Regions from separate parts of the Homo sapiens genome. Here region 1 is linked to region 2. Evidence: read pairs that join two places in POLR2A ChIA-PET (ENCODE). Cell type or tissue: HepG2. All regions are shown on one strand. Each heading gives the region's core, and the rest is flanking DNA. Links, peaks and the distances in the headings are about the cores only. Region 1 has its middle 34 kb from the start of IL1R1. Region 2 has its middle 43 kb from the start of IL1R2.

Evidence for each region. Peaks named below come from ENCODE experiments on the same cell type or tissue, not always from the same donor. Only the 100,000 strongest peaks of a DNase experiment are listed, where the experiment ranks them.
Region 1: POLR2A ChIA-PET joins it to region 2 with 10 read pairs; 7 of 35 experiments call an interaction of 5 or more read pairs at or near these places.

The regions. Positions count from the first base shown.
Region 1 is chr2:102,104,415-102,112,414 of GRCh38, forward strand. It overlaps a transcript of IL1R1 not described here. Among named protein-coding and RNA genes, the nearest start is that of IL1R1, 34 kb to the right of the region's middle. In HepG2, for the core only: no CTCF peak of the experiment used is centred there; DNase peaks (open chromatin) are centred at 1,807, 2,057, 3,427 and 7,587; H3K4me3 peaks cover 1,629 bases.
Region 2 is chr2:102,030,470-102,039,215 of GRCh38, forward strand. No RefSeq gene overlaps it. Among named protein-coding and RNA genes, the nearest start is that of IL1R2, 43 kb to the left of the region's middle. In HepG2, for the core only: no CTCF peak of the experiment used is centred there; DNase peaks (open chromatin) are centred at 522, 2,152, 2,792 and 3,672; H3K4me3 peaks cover 3,434 bases.

The sequences.
Region 1 (8,000 bases), core at 1-8,000, 74 kb after region 2:
TGAGAGGAAAGCACCAGCTTCGGGAAACTTTAGAGGTTACCGTGCAGTGGCGGGTGTTGGTGTTTCTTAAGGGTCTGGCACGTTTGCTGAGTGATTCTGGCTGTCTGCCTGGCTCTGAGCTTCCTGTTCATAGTTCCCCAGATGTGTCACGGCCGAGGGATTAAAGCCCTAAGAGGCTGTGACACAGCCATCTCCAAAACCCCACTTTCTCCTTCCTTTGAGCCTCCGTACCAGCTGGGGCGTCCGGCAAGATGTGAGTTGTCACTCTGCTGCGGCACAGACCTGAATTAACAACTCTAGCTAGGGCTGACTTCAAAAAGCACTTTCGTTTTTTAATAACCAACATCAGCTCAGCAGGCTTCATTTGGGAAAAGAAACCTTGTCGGATTACCCCGACATTCTCCACCTCCTGGGAGGCCAGCCATTCCCAAATGCCCCAAGGATGAAGAACGGAGACGGTAAGATGATTAATTGCACTGCAGGTTTTTTGTTTCTGTATTTTTTTCCCTCCTTTTTTTGGGTTTACTTACACATTAATGAGGTATTTAGGAAAGACAAATGGAATCTGATAAAAGGTAACGTTATATTGTTTGTCGAAACAACATTTTAAGGATTTCTTGAAGTTATATGGCTCTGTAGGCATGTTTCACTTTAAGATGTGTTTCTGAGTCATATTAGGAGAACGACTGTGATTATCTATGGAAGATTAACTATGAAACATATGGGAAATATACTTTATAACTGTATATTACTTATAAACCATGAATAGTTACATGACTTTTGGTATGTGGTGAGAGATGTTAAGTGAAAGGTGTTGTAAATGAAGTCGTTTTATAAGACTGTTGTTACTGTAAGAATTGAGACTTATTTTATCACTTCCCATTAAGCTTCTACAGTGTTAGAGAGGCATAACCCAATGTTGACTGAAGGTGCTATGTTTTCTTTTTAATTTATTTTTTATTTTGTTTGAGATGGGGTCTCACTTTGTCACCCAGACTGGAGTACAATGGCATGATCTTGGCTCACTGCAACCTCCGCCTCCCAGGTTCAAGCGATTCTCCTGCCTCAGCCTCCCGAGTAGCTGGGACTATAGGCGCCTGCCACCATGCCCTGCTAACTTTTTGTATTTTTAGTAGAGATGGGTTTTCACTGTGTTAGCCAGGATGGTCTCGATCTCCTGACCTCGTGATCCACCTGCCTGGGCCTCCCAAAGTGCTGGGATTACAGGCATGAGCCACCACGCCTGGCCTGAATGTGCTATGTTATTAATGGCAGCCTCTATTGGTTTCATTTAAAGGTATAATGCATTGTATTGGCAAAACTTGTACACGCTTTCTTCAATAAGGACCTCAAAGGTAATCTTAAAAGCCTGATCATATTTTTCTCCCCCCTTCAGAAGCTTTGCCAATGTTGCACCTATAGCTATAGAGAAGACCATGCACTCTCAGAGGGGATTATAAACATTGCCTTGCATTTTTATCCTTGATCTCCATAATTTATCCTTGATCTCCATTTATCCTTGATCCTCATAATTCCTACTGATAGTGTTGTTGTGCATAAGAATGAGAAAATGGGACTGAACCTGAAAGATTAAGGAAAGAAAATAACAAAACAAAAAGGAAAACCTAATGAAGCTTATCATTCAATTCAATTTATAACTCCTTATTGCTCATGCAAAATGTGAATTTTTCGCTGTGTTGGTGAGGGTGTGAGGAGTGGATGGTGGGGAAGGATGCTTCAAAAAATACAGCTAAGGACCAACTGGTTTGGTGAGTCATGGCATTCACCCATGAGACAGCTGGAGAACAGTGACGTGTGTGTCTCTGTGTGTGTGTGTCTGTGTGTGTGTGCATTTGATGCCAGAGATTGGTGTTTACTATAAATGTGTTGATCTGTTAGGAAAAGGAAGAAGACAAAGTTGTCCAGAAAGAGCCAAGAAAACTTCTTGAGATGAATTTGATCTGCCTAATGGTAGTGATGAGTTTAAAAAGATTCTTATGGCCTTTCCTAACACTACATGCTATTGTTAATCATTGAACTGACAAACCCCGTTGAGCACAAGACTGTTAGTTTACTTAGGAGGAAAACTTGGCAGGAACGGTCAAAGAATAGCGAGGGTATACTTCTAAAATACGTCCTTGGAACATTTACACAAACAGCACAAGCTCATTGTCAAGAATAAAATTTTAAAAAATACATAGAGATAATAGTAAAAGACGAGAAGTAAAAACACACCACTGTGAGGTAAACACTGTTAACATTTTGGTAGGTGTATTTGTCTCTGAGTACATTTACATTTTGAAGAAATATATTTGTACTCTACATGCTTTTCGGTTATCTGCTTTTACCTCACAGCGATGGAGCATCTTGTTATGAGAATGAGTTTTCTTTTACAAAAGCTTTTCCATTTCATTGCATAGATAGTTTATTAAATCCTGTTGGCAGGTAGTTGATTGTTTTTCTCTTATTAACAGTACTACAACTATGTTCTTCTCTTATTAACAGTACTACAACTAACACCCTTGTAGCTAAACCTTTGCATCTCCTTGATGCAAAGGTTATCTCAACGAGTTTTCCTTGAGATAAATCCCCAGAGGTAGAATGGTAGGGGTCAAAGGGCATGGGCATTTTAAAAACTCTAGATCCCTGCTGCTAAATTAATCCTAGGAAAGTTTAATTAATTTATGTGCCCACCAGCACTGTATGAACATTTTCCAACTCTCTCATCAGCATTGGGTTTTATAATTTTTTGAAAAGTGTGCTACTCTGCATGCACACGTATGTTTATTGTGGCACTATTCACAATAGCAAAGACTTGGAACCAACCCAAATGTCCATCAGTGATAGACTGGATTAAGAAAATGTGGCACATATACACCATGGAATACTATGCAGCCATGAAAAAGGATGAGTTCATGTCCTTTGTAGGGACATGGATGAAGCTGGAAACCATCATCCTGAGCAAACTATCACAAGGACAGAAAACCAAACGCCGCATATTCTCACTCGTAGGTGGGAATTGAACAATGAGAACACTTGGACACAGGGTGGGGAACATCACACACCGGGGCCTGTTGTGGGGTGGGAGGAGGGGGGAGGGATAACATTAGGAGACATACCTAATGTAAATGACAAGTTAACAGGTGCAGCACACCAACATGGCACATGTATACATATGTAACAAACCTGCATGTTGTGCACATGTACCCTAGAACTTAAAGTATCACAATAAATAAAAGAAAAGTGTGCTACTCTGATAATAGGCAAAGGTATATTTTGTTGTCTTAATTTACCTTAAGGAAACCCTTTGCAAAATCTGCTGGTTTCCAGTTCTGCCCCTTTGGGTTCAGCCTCTCGTCTTTTTTGGTTACTCATTGCCAAAGCAGTCACCTCTTACAGTAACTTCTGCCAACCTAATTTCTGAGGACTTTGACCTCTTTTGATGTCTCTCAGAAAGTCTGCTGAGAGAGCGAGAGAACTGGATGCTTTTGCTCTGAATTTTTACCGATTGAGTAACCTGGGGTAAACCTCAGTCTTTGTGATTTTGTCTCCTTTTTAGCTATAAAATTTAGACAGAAGGCCTGTGCTAGCCACCTCACAAGATTGTACTGGGAATATAAAGAGGCAAGATAGAGGCAAGCTTTTTGAATAGAGGAAAAGCAAAAATGCAAAATGGTATTATTATTATTGTTGTTACTCTAAAGTTTAGTGATAAATCTAACCTTCTAAAATATATAGTTTCTGGAGAGCTGCATGCTGAAATTTTGTCGTCTTCTAATTCTAAACTTGGGAAGTGTGTGTGTGTGTGTATGTATGTGTGTGTGTGTGGGGGGGGGTGTGTATAACATATTTCTATGCTTCTTGGTTCTTAGATTCAGTAGCAGTGTTTAGTGTGTTACAGCAGTGCATGGATACATTTTAGATTAAAAAGATTTCCATTTTGTTGCTTATTTATTCCATTCTTGTACAGGAAAACCAGCCATCCTCCTCCTATTGCATTCTCATCATCCATGGGCTTTGCTCAGCTCCCCAGTGGACTGAGAGCTCCTCAAAGACGGGGTCCGGTTTCATGTGTATACCTCTCTCCAGGGCCTGCTTTGGGGTCTGACACCCAGAGGGCGGATCAATCAATGTTTCTCAAATGAGTCAATGTAAGGGAGGTAGAAAAATATTTACCCAGTTCTGTGGAGAAAAGAATATTCCAAAAAGGCACCCCAGAAGATTAAAAAAAAACCTAAATGGAGCTTTTCTAGGGGCAACTGGTTATTTATTTCGTTTAGTTTGGGTGAGTCTCAGTTTCTATTGAGTAAATATTTAAAGCTCTGAAAGGATATTAAACAAATGAATGCAAGCCAAGGATAGGACCAGGAAAATGGAGAACCCTGTCTTTATAGGTGCAAGTGTCATGGATTTGGCATGAATATCAAAAACTTTAAGGAGGCATCGATTTTCACTCTGACTCCCAGCTCAGTGCTGGGCTGCAAAAATCAGGACCAAACTGACATTTAGTAATGGTTTGAACTTGGTACTGAATAATAATAATAATAATAATAATAATAATAATAATAATAATAAAAGCTAATATGTAATACAGCACTTGCTAGGTAGGAGACCTGGTTTTAGGTACCGCTCATATAAAATAATCAGTACTATTATTTTATTTTGCAGATTAAGAAACGGAAGCACAGAGAGTGATTTGCTAGGGTTATACCAGTAGTTATTGCAGAGCTGGAATTATGACGCAGACAGGCTCACTCTGGAGCCTGTGGGTCAGTGAGGGTAGGTCGGACTGAACTTTGGAGACAATGTCTCATGGTTTTAGGCCACTGGTGATGTTTGTGCTGTTTATTTGGGTATATGACTACCATTTATTGAGTCACCTACTAAAGGAACATGCACTCTTCTGGGTTCTTTAAGTATAATATCTTGAATCTTTCTCGCAACCTTGAAACATTATTCCAACTCTAGGTCCAGACAAGCTGAGACCCTGAGAAGTTCAGTAAGTTTCCCAAAGCTGCAGGCTAGTGAGGAGAGATCCATCAGCCTGCACCAAGTCTGTCTGCCTTCTGAGTCCATGTGCCACACTGGCCTGGACAACTGAGTGCTGATGTATTTGGTTCTTCCATCCAAAGGTGCCAAGAGTCCAGTTCTACTGCATTTGGAGGTGTTGAACCTGGAAAACTCAGCCACAACAACCCCTCAACTTGGGGATCAGGCAGGGCTCAGCCTCAGCTTCTCTGAACCCACATGGGCCAATGTGAAATGGATTTGATTTTTCAGACCAGATCCTCCCTGGCAGGACCATCCAATTTATCACACCAACCTAGACTCGATGGGCGTTTAAAATATTGAGAGATATTTCCTTATATTTCCTCTCTATTGACCCCCCAAATCTGCACCAAGGAACTCCAGCGAATGAGATGGAGTATGGTGAGTGCTAGCTTGGGGGCCAAGGGCGGCTTCGTTTCTCCTGGGCGACTTATCTCCCTTTTCTTTGTTTAGTGTTTCCAGTTATAACATGAGGGAAAAGACTATAATTTAAAATGGAATTTTACTTTTTTTGGTTAAACTTTTCCATATGATTTTGAAACTCTTTAAATTTTTTTGAGTGAATGACACATGGTTTATTTGCTTTTGGAGTGGTAACACAATTTAAAAGGTGAAAGTCTTTTTCTCTTCCCTTTCTGCAGACGCTTCTTTCCCTCTTCCTCACCAATAGGCGAGTCTTGTTAATAGTTTCTAGTTTTTTCTTCCACCTCTTTTGCACTCATAGTGTGCACCATTCTATACCTTGATCCATAGCTGTATCAAAGGCGGTGCATTTTCTGCCTCTTAATGGACAGTTGGATTGTTTGCAATGTTTTGTTATTTCAGGCAATGTTGCGACCAGTGGCAGCCTGCCCTCGTAATTTTGCAGAAGTGTTTCCAAGTTGTTGGTTAAATTCCTGGAAGCAGAATTGTGGGGTCAGAGGCTGTGTACACTTGTGATTTTGATATATATTTCAGAATTACCCACCCCCCCACCCCACCAGGTCATACCAATTAACACCCCTACCAGGAATGTTTGAAAGAATGCCTCTCCATGTGCTCGTCAACAGTGCCTGCTAACAAGCTGGTTTTTATTAGACTTCGGCAGTCTCAAAGGAGAAAGCTGCAAACTTAGTAAGTTTTCTAAATTTTCCTATCTCGTATCATGACCATGCAGTGTCAGCCCCACTGTGGTCTCTCGTGGCAAATACAACAGTCTGACAGGTACTTTGTTGACTCAGGTTGGGCATCTATTCAATTGGCTTAAAACCATTTGCGATCACAACGTTTTTCATTTGGTGATTGTGTTTTGAGGCCTTGCTGTGTGTCCAGTCATGGGATGGCACAGGGATGCGTGGACCCTGCCAGGGTTGCATGAAACAGCTAGGCAGCCGCGGGAGTTGGCACATGTGTGCTGAGCACTGTGAAAGAAACACAGAGACAGAAGGCTGCAGAGACAGCGAGTAGGGAGCCACGGTCCGTGTTAGCCTGGTGATTGGGACGGCTCGAGGTGGAGTGATGAAGTCTGAGGCATGAGAAGGAGCCAGCCAGACAGAGGGCAGAGGAAGCAGAGCATAAAAACCCAGCATGAGAAGCAGAAAGCAGCTCTATGTATGGCCAATGAAGAGAGTGGAAGGGAGGCCAAGGTGAGCTGGAGACAGAGGCAGAGGCCAGAGCATGGTGGGTGTTTAGGGCTGTGGCAAGGAGTTTGGCTTTTATTGTGAGTTTCAGGTTGACTGTAGTCATGGGCTGGGGAAGATGGTGCCAAGGTCTGTAAACTCTTACCTTGTAGATGTAAATTCTCACCTGAATAACACCAGGGAGGCATGGTTCTATACACAAGCACCTGTCAGACTGTGTTGTATTTGCCACAAGAGATCACAGTGGGGCCGCTGCTGCACATAGGGCTGGCGACCAGAACACTGTATCTCTTGGCCAACCTTGTCCTCCGTGTGAGACAAGTGGAGACATTTTACAAAAATACGTTCTACGTCTCTCTGGAGTACAACTCAGTTTACAAAGGGCTTTCTCATTCATTATCTCATGCATTAATAAACTGACTGATAATTTTGACAGATTATTATTGCATGTCCAACCTGTGCTAAGCCCTGTGCTAGGTGCTGGGGATGATGAGAGGAAGAAGGAGTGGAAGGGGAAATAGAAAGATGAAGAAAATTCAGAGCAGCTTACAGTCCATCTGCGAGATAGAATCAAATGTCAACAATGAGAAGGAGAGCAGGAAGGGGACAGTGAAGAGGACCCGGCCACCTCTAGGTTCTGGACCAGAACACGGGTAACTCTGCCCCAGGGGCCTGCTTGGTGCCAGGGAGTCCTTCAGGGATGGGGTCTCAGGAGACAGCTGCAAGTAGGGCTTCTCTGACATCCTTTTCTCCAGGTGTAAGTAGGGTTATCTTTCTAACTTTAGAAAGATAGAGGTGACCAACTGAGAGCTTTCCTCAGGGCTTCTGAGTGGGCAAAGGGCAGAACTGGAACTTTTCCTCCCACCCCTGAAATCTGAGGCCATGGCTCTCTGTGCTCAGAATAGAACAAAATTCCTGAAGCCCAACCACCTGGGGAAGGCATTGAGGAGAGTGTCTCTATTATGCATCGTCTTTCATGCTGGCCACCCTGGTTCCATGATGATGAGGCTGCTTTGTTTATGAGTCTGTAGTGTTTTCAGGGCTCTGGAGAAGGGGTGGGCTCTCTACCAGTCTTAGGGTCTTGGTGGCTCTAAGCCCAGAGGTGCTTCCATTGTGTGAAGAAACACAGGAGACCGAGACAAAATATTGTTGATCAGACACTCAGGCCTATTTCGGCGGCAAAACTGTCCTAAGTGGTCATTTATGGCCAGCACAGAGTGGGGATTAACGTGTGTGTGTGTGTGTGTGTGTGTGTGAGTGTGAGTGTGTGTGTTGTGGGAGGTGTTTGGGGGAGGTCTCAGGAATTGCTGGCCCTGAGGTGATACTAATGGA
Region 2 (8,746 bases), core at 443-8,442:
CTTAAATGTTTACAGTGTTAAGGAAATATTATACATTGTTTTGTACAATTTTTATGGTTACAATATTGACATTTGTTTGCATCTAGACAAGGAGAAAACTTAAAAACTTGGACTTTGAAGGCAGACTTTGTGAGTTCAAGTTCAAGCACTGCCACATGGTGCCTCTGTGATCTTGGGCAAATCCTTTAATCTCAAAGTACATCAATTTTCTCATCTGAAAAATGGGGATAATCACTTAGTCCAAATTAACTTAGCTATTTAGCTATATTTTATATTTCCATTTTTCCTATTTTTCTATTTCAACTATAGTAACTGTTTAATAATCAAAAACATAGGAGGAATAGACAGAAATAAAAATTGTTGTACTTGGACTACGTGTTGACAAACCACAGCCTGTGGGCCAAATGCAGCCTGCCCTCTGTTTCTGTGGATTAAGAGTATTAGGAAACAGCCTTGCCTGTTTGTTTGCAGACTGTCTTTGGCCACTTTTGCTCTTTGAAGATAGAGTTGAGTAGTTGAGATGGCAAAACCTAGAATATTTACTATTTGGTCGTTTACAGGAAAAGTTTGCCAATGCCTGGTTTAGGTGAAGGCGGTTTTGAGCAGTTAACTTTTGACCCTCGCTTTTCTATTTTCCTGTTATCATCTCCTCTTTCCTTCTTCTGTTTTCTAAGCATTCAGGGAGGGAGAAGTACGGAGGGGCCGGCAGAGGCCTTTGAACACCTTATTAGATTTTAACCGGAAAGGAGAGGAGAGTGAGGTTTGAGAAGGAGGATTCGGTGAGGACGTTGCACAGGGTTCTTTGACTGCTTCTGCCTTTTCTTTATCTTCAGGCTTGGGGCCACGCGCTTGCATCTCTCTTCCTTCCTCGAACTTCTCCAGTGCTCTCTGGAGTCCCCCGCTTTAGATTCTGGCTGTTTCAGCAATGACCCAGAAAAGGAGCTGACTGCAGCCGGAGGAGAACCACCATCGGCTTTCAGACTCTGCCTTGACCTCACAGGTTACGCATTTCCTCCCCTCCACTATTTCAGAAGTGTGGGGTCACACAGGTAGAAAAGATGCGAGACAATCGGGGAATTTTGAGTGCTGGATTTATGCTAATATTAAGGAATAAGTGTGATATTTGCATTGCTGCATTCAAAAAAGGTTATTATCTAAGAGGCAAACTAAATATTTATTTATTTATTTATTTATTTATTTTTTTGAGATGGAGTCTTGCTCTGTCGTCCAGGCTGGAGTGCAGTGGCGCGATCTCAGCTCGCCGCAAGCTCCGCCTCCCGGGTTCACGCCATTCTCCTGCCTCAGCCTCCCGAGTAGCTGGGACTACAGGCGCCCGCCACCGTGCCTGGCTAATTTTTTTTGTATTTTTAGTAGAGACGGGGTTTCACCGTGGTCTCGATCTCCTGACCTCGTGATCCACCAGCCTCGGCCTCCCAAAGTGCTGGGATTACAGGCGTGAGCCACCGAGCCTGGCTGAGGCAGACTAAATTTTTTATGGGTGATGTGTGAGATTTGCTTCGAAGTTATCCAGTGGTGGATGGGAGAATACATGAAATAAGATTGGCCAAATGTTGATAACTGTTGGCCTTGGTGATGACTGCACCCTGCTTCCTTATATCATTCTTTCTACTTTTGTATATGTTTGAAAACTTCCATAATAAAGAGTAAAATACAATCCAGCAAAAACTCAATACCCGCTAGACAAGAGAATGTGTAGCTCTTACAAGTAATAAAATGCACTACAGTAAAAAACAACATGGAACAATATGGATGAATCTTAGATATATATTATTGAATGAGTCCCAGAAACATTTCTTAGAATGATGTCCTTTTACATAAAGTGAAAACAACTAAAGTTAATATGCTCTCTCTCGAATATGTGAAAGCATCTTCATATATATTCACACACACGGTTAAAATGTAGTTTTTGTCATATATATGCTCTTAAATATAGATGTGTGTGTGTGTGTGTGTGTTTGTTTGGATAGTGATTACATCAGGGTTGGGATGGATTAGGAAAACATAAACTTCATTAAGTTCTAGATCTCATGTTAGGTAGTAGACTGTGATTGTTTACTTTATTATTAAACAAACAGATTAAAAAAAAACACAAGCTATTCAGGGACCAATATAGAATCTGTGTCTTGAACCAAGGATTATGACTAACCTAATTCTGTGTCCCTAAGTCCAATTTGAACACACAAACAGATGGACAAGTGAAACAATGTGGTTTCTTTTCTTAAAGTGGCCTATCTCCTCTATTTTTTGTTGATTCTGTTGTTTTAACTTTCTGAAGGTGAATTTTTTCACCCCCAACCCTACAAAGGCTGGGGAGAGGGGGTGATAAATAGTTTTTGGAAACCTCACACTTCCATGCACTGCCCACAGGAAAAACCCACGTCTTATGTAATAAATGCCACTTCTGCAAGAACTAAGGATGAGAGCAGACATCAACAACAGAAGCCAAGAATAATTTATGAGCTAAAAAACAAATGTGATCTCTCAAGTATTTTGAATGCTATGGGAATATATAGGGACTCTTTCACAGAAAGGGTGGGATGTTTGTTTCTTGTAAGTTCCTCAAGGCAGGAGCCTTCTCGTTCCTTGATGCACCCCAGCACCGGGCACGGTGTCTTGCTGCGGCACAGGCATTTAAGAAGTGTCTGCAGAATGGATACAGCGTGTGTCACTTGGACTTTTCCAGCCTGTGTGAGCAAATGGGTCTTATCAGTGGGACTCAGCTAAGTTTCTCTGCTCCTGTCTCTACACTCAACTCTCATTGGTTTTTTCCATGATGTCCTGCCAATAGTTCACTTGGACACACAAAGGTGCTTTGTGTTTTGTGGTTGCTTTCCTGTTCTTGCGGTCCTCACCCATTGGCATCTCTGCCCATGCCACCCATCAGGGCTACTCGTTACTGCTACTGGGCTCCAAGAAGGCATTGCCACCAGTGGAGAAGCCATCCAGACGCCACCTGGGCTGTAGCCTCTGCCAGCTTCCGTGCTGGAGCCAGCTTGTGCACTCCTGAAAGCTCCTCCTTTCTTGGCTCATGGGTTCAGCCAGTCCTCAAAGCAGGGGTGGTGGGCTAGAAAGCTCCCTCCCACAGGGCTCAGGCACCAGCACATTCTCCTCCTCCTTGGCATGCCTGCAAAACCCACTTCCTCATTCTTCAGAAAAGCAAAGCAAAACAAAACCTCCTACAAAGGAACTCCCAGAACCCACTGCCCAGTGGTTTTTCAGAAACTGCCCAGACAGCTACCAGACCCCTGGTGGAGGCCGAGCTTCAGGGGCCAGGAACTACTACTCAGCCAGCTTCCAGGACAAGGGGAGAGAAAGCTTTAGATAAAAAAGAGTGGGAGAAATAAAGCAAGAATGAAGGAGGAGAAACCAACATCTAAATGTCTACATTGTGCAAGATTTTACATGTTTTGCTCAATTGAATCCTCAAAAAAAAAAAAAAAAAAATCCACCAGGCAAAGATTATAATTCACATTTTAGAGGTAAGGAAACTGAAGCTCACCTAATTTAAAAATTACCTCCTAGAGAGTGTGGTTTAGATGTGCAGCAGCAATGGGCTTCTTAATACCGAATCCCAGGATTCGACAGCTGAGAAACAGCTGGCCCATGCAGGGGCTGGTTTGAGTCAAGGTTACAGTCAGGAGCAGAGCAAATATTTGCTTTTCTAGGGGAAGACTAGCTACCACAAAGAGTTCATCTCCCGAAACCGGTAGAAGGTACATCTGGAATCTGGGGGACCAGGGGGACTGTAATAAGGATTCCTTCACAGGGAAGGAAGAATCAGAAGTAGGAACCGAGTGTCCTCTCCTACAGTATTTCCCAGCTTTTTGTTCTCTTAGCCTGTGGCCTGTGACCAATCAAGGCGTCACTGTCCTACTGGATGGAGGTGAGGCGTCCAGCGTGCAGTCCTGCCGCTGGGTCTGAGGCTACTCTCTCAGGAAATAAGAGTGTGAGTCCCTGGATCCTTCTGAGCCCACTGCAGGGACAATGTGGATTTAGCCCCCAGAAAGCACAGAAACAGCTAAGAACAGTCTGTGAATTAAATTAGTCTCAAAGCCATACTATACCTCAGGCTGACTGTTCACCTTGTTATATTTCCCACCCCAAATTGCTGTTTTCAAATATAGGCTTTATTATTCAGGTTTGGTGAGGCCAACAGATCAGGAGACAATAGCCATTGAAAATACAGTGGTATCCCCCAGATCCCAGCAGGAGGGGCACACCACACCATGGCGGTTGGGAGGGTGCCCAGAGAAGCACTAGGGCCGATCAGGAGGCTGAGGGAGTGAGGGGAAGGTGTGGGCGAGAGCTCTTCCGATGGTTTCTGTGGGAAGGAGTGGGTGAGGCAGGGTAGGCAGGCTTAGGATTGGCTGGTTTGAATGGTTTCCTTGGGCTCTTGGTGCATGGGCTGTCCCTCACTGGGTGTGGATAGTGACCCTGAGGGTGAGAGTTCCATAAAAGAGGTGGTTGGGGTGTGGCTCTGGATTGGTCGATTTGCATTTGAAAAGCATGTTGCAGAAGTAGGCAAGTTGTTTACTATCTCTAGGAATTGGCTAAACCAGGGAAAGGCCCAGGTATCAAAGCAACAAGGTCCCACGTACCAAAGCATCAGAAACACATGGTTAATACAACTGGGACAGCCAAGTGCAAAGGGGTTGCCGGAAAAACTCCAATAGGCCTGCGCACTGGGGTGGAGACTTGGGAAGTTCAAGCCTTTTGCGGCGGGGAGGAGCCTGGCTCGTCCTCTTCCTGGGTGGAACCAGGGATTCAATCTGCGAGGCGGGAAGCACACTAGCAGTGCTCTGCCTTTGCGGAGGGTCCCTGTTTCTCTTTTTTCCCCCCTTTTTGCCCAATAAATTCCACTTGTCTCACCCTTCAAAGTATCTGCAAGCCTAATTTCTCATGGCCATGTGACAAGAACCTGGCTGTTAGCTGAACTAAGGACAAAGGTCCTACAACACAATTACATCCTGCCTTGTCTGCTACAGCTCATCAGAAGCTCTGCACAGAAATTAAGTGGCCAAAAGTAAACAGCCAACAAAATAAATATGCTCCCAATTTTATTTTATTTTATTCTCTCAAGAATACCAAATATCCTTTATGAAGCATGGTAAAACAACTGCCATAAAACCTTAGAAGCGTTAGCAGCAAAAGCTTAGTGCCGCATAGAAATGTAGTCTTACATTTGTAGCCTGGGCAATATCTAAAAAGGATGTACACTAAGCCTCAAAAATTTTAAAATTAAAGCCTGAGTTTCTCCACAGCTCCTTCTTGCTCCATCCCAGCAAAGAGGCTGCTCCATCCAGGAGAGGGGACTGCAGTCAAGGCTGTCTTCCGTCTTCTGCAAGGAAGGGTGTGGCTCCTTAGGGCATTGCATTGGCCTCGCATGTCCCCTTTTAATGTGTCCCAGGCATTTATACAAGATCAGCACAGCCCTGACCCCACCTGCAATGAATTTTAAGACAAGCCATTCTCTGGTCCCTGGAGCAGTTTTTCTGGACAAATGTTGCTCCCAGGAATCCATACCCAGCAGTAACAGTGACCACAGCAGCAGTTCGGAGATATCAGGGGAAAGAATGGGGGATGCAGGTGGACCTCAGTCCAGTATCATCAGCATCCCTCTGCTGATTAGAGCCACAGGGTGGCCCAGTATCCTCGTTCCGCAAGCCCTCCAGGACATTCTTACTCCTGCTGTCAGTGGGAGCACCTCGATTTCTATGGTTAGGTCTAGAACCCATGACTTGGGAATGTTAGCTCTCTTTGGCCAATTATTCCAGCAGGAATTAGTGACAGTACCACCTTTGTCACATCTAGGGGAAATTTCACCGTGCATCTTATCTCAGCATTTGGGACCCTGGGCTTTCTTGAATAATCTTCAGGGGTAGCTCCCCAGTCTCCCAGGCTCCAGTCCTTTTTTGGAGACTTTCTTCCCCATCTAGCATATTCGGAGCTTCTCACTGTGTTTTTCCCGTAAGCCCATGATGATTTGGCTTCTGTCTTAGTGACAGAGCTTCCCCACTCTGTTGTCCTCAAGGCGACAGGGACCATGACCTCCTGGTATGGAACTTTCTAGGCCTCTGCACCTTTTCTGAGAAGAGGGCTCTTCCCCAGCCGCACTCCAGGTGCAAAATGACCCTCAGCAGATCACTCAAAGTGCTTCCACCCCTGGGTGAGAATGACCTTCTTGCCATGTACTCCTCAGTATGCAATTCTCTTCCTCGGCTTTTCAATGTTCAAGATGCTGTATGGTGTTTCTGTTGCATAGATATTTTTTGGAAGTGGAGAGGTATGCCTCGAGTGACTGTGTACCAGTTAAGCGTGGGTCCTCAGCGGCAGACTGGGATCATCTAGAGAGGTGAAACAACAATGCCACTGGTGTCTGGACCCATGCCCAGGGCCTCTGCTGTAAGTGATTGGGGTCCTGGGGGATTCTAATGAGTGGCATGGGCTGGAACCCCTGGTTTGACTTCTTTTCTTTCTAACACCTGTGGTCTGGTACTCCCGGCCCTTTGCTTTTTGTACCAGAAATTCATTCATTCACTTACTGCTTTATCCTAGCATACTCCTCTAGATTTTTGTCTCATGTGGGTCTTCCTTGTGGGAGCTTTAAAATCAGTAAATTTAGACTTGCCAAAACACCCTCTGTTTCTGATTTTAAAGACAAGCAAGGCAAAGTCCCTGTCCAACACCTCCACGTCCATCTAGGAAGTTCAGTACTTATTCCTGGCGTGTCCGTGTCCCAGTGTTTTCCCCCAGTGGTCTGTTTAACTATCCATGTGTTCCCCTGGATCCCTCAGAGGAATCCAGCCTGATCGATGCTGTTTGGAAAGCCGAGGTCTACAGGTTTCCCAATGTCAAAGACATGTCAAATGAATGAATGGATGAAATACGTTGGTGCTTGGTATCCGTCGGCGGTGGGATGTTCTCACAGCTAACAAGGAAGGTCTTCCCTGTAATCTAAGGAGAAGATTTGACTAGTAGCCCAGGAATCATTCCCTCCTGCTCAGTTACCAGTCTTCTTCCTCTTTAAGATTGCCTGCTGCCAGGCTGTCAATGGCACTCCAGCCTTGAGCTCCTTTATCTCACTGGGAAAAGAACCCTCAAGTTCTCCCCTTTAGTTTCATCCTTAATGTGTTCCCAATGAAATAGGGGACACTTGGGAGTTTGGTGTGAGCAGAGGGTAACTTTTCCAAGTCATCATGGGCACGGTTCTGTGTTTTCTGCTCTCTGGATTCAGTTTCCTGTTTAAAAGCCTGAAAGAATATCGCTGTTCGGCACGGAGTACTTGCTGAGCTCTGACTAAATACAAGTCTGTGATTAAATTATTTCAGACTCTAATAAAAATATTTTTAGAAGAAAGTCCTTTGGGAATTATGTAGAGTGCTGAGTGCATTTTTCTCGGCAAACACTTGGACCTGCCTTGTCTTTCTGAGTCAGCTTTTCCTCAGCTTTGTCCATCCTGGGGAAACTCAGGAGACGTATCTTCAAAGTCAAAAGGCTGGGTTGATTTCAGACACCTCATGGAGATAAAGGATCCCGATAAGACTTCTCATGGTCTGACCAGCGCATTTTGTATATGTATTTCTCCTCTTTCTTCTTCGTTTAACCCTTTAGCTAAAACTTTTCTGTAACACACTTGAAATGTCAATCTTTCAAGGGAGAAAATTTATGAAGGGGTTACCTTCAGCTTCCCTTTTCTCTGCACCCCCATCCCTGAAATACAGACAATCTGGTAGTAGGGTGGGGTGGCTTTGGGAGGGCACGAGTTTCTTGACTTTCTCATGCCAACTGACAATACCTACACCAAAACTTTTAACTAAATCACAATTTTTCTCCAATAGCCCAGCATTTTCTCAATTTCTTCTAGCTTAAAAGCAGATTTTTTTTAAACTTTTATTTTAAATTCAGGGGTACATGTGCAGGTTTGTTACATAGGCAAACTTGTGTCATGGGGGTTTGTTGTAAAGATTATTTCATCACCCAGGTATTAAGCCTAGTACGCATTAGTTATTTTTCCTGATCCTCATCCTCCTCCCATCCTCCACCCTTTGATAGGCCCCATTGTGTGTTGTTCCCCTCTATGTGTTCATGTGTTCTCATCATTGAGCTCCCACTTACAAGTGATAACATGTGGTATTTGGTTTTTTGTTCCTGTGTTAGTTTGCTAAGGATAACGGCCTCCAGCTCCATCCATGTTCCTGCGACGGATATGATCTTGTTCTTTTTTGTGGTTGCATAATTTTCCATGCTGTAAATGTACCACATTTTTTTCAGTCTGTCATTGATGGGTATTTAGGTTGATTCCATGTCTTTGCTGTTGTGAATAGTGTTGCAATGAACATAATGGGTGCATGTATCTTTATAACAGAATGATTTATGCTCCTCTGCGAATGTACCCAATAAAGTGGTTGCTGGGTTGAGTGGTATTTCTGTCTTTAGGTCTTTGAGGAATTGCCATGCAGTCTTCCACAATGATTGAACTAATTTACACTCCTACCAACTGTGTATAAGTATTCCTTTTTCTCCACAACCTCGCCAGCATCTGGTTTTTTTTTTTTTTTTTGAGACAGAGTCTTGCTCTGTCACCTCTGTCGCCCAGGCTGGAGTGCAGTGGCGAGTGGCGCATTCTCGGCTCACTGCAAGCTCCGCCTCCTGGGTTCATGCCATTCTCCTGCCTCAGCCTCCTGAGTAGCTGGGACTACAGGCGCCCGCCACCGTGCTTGGCTTT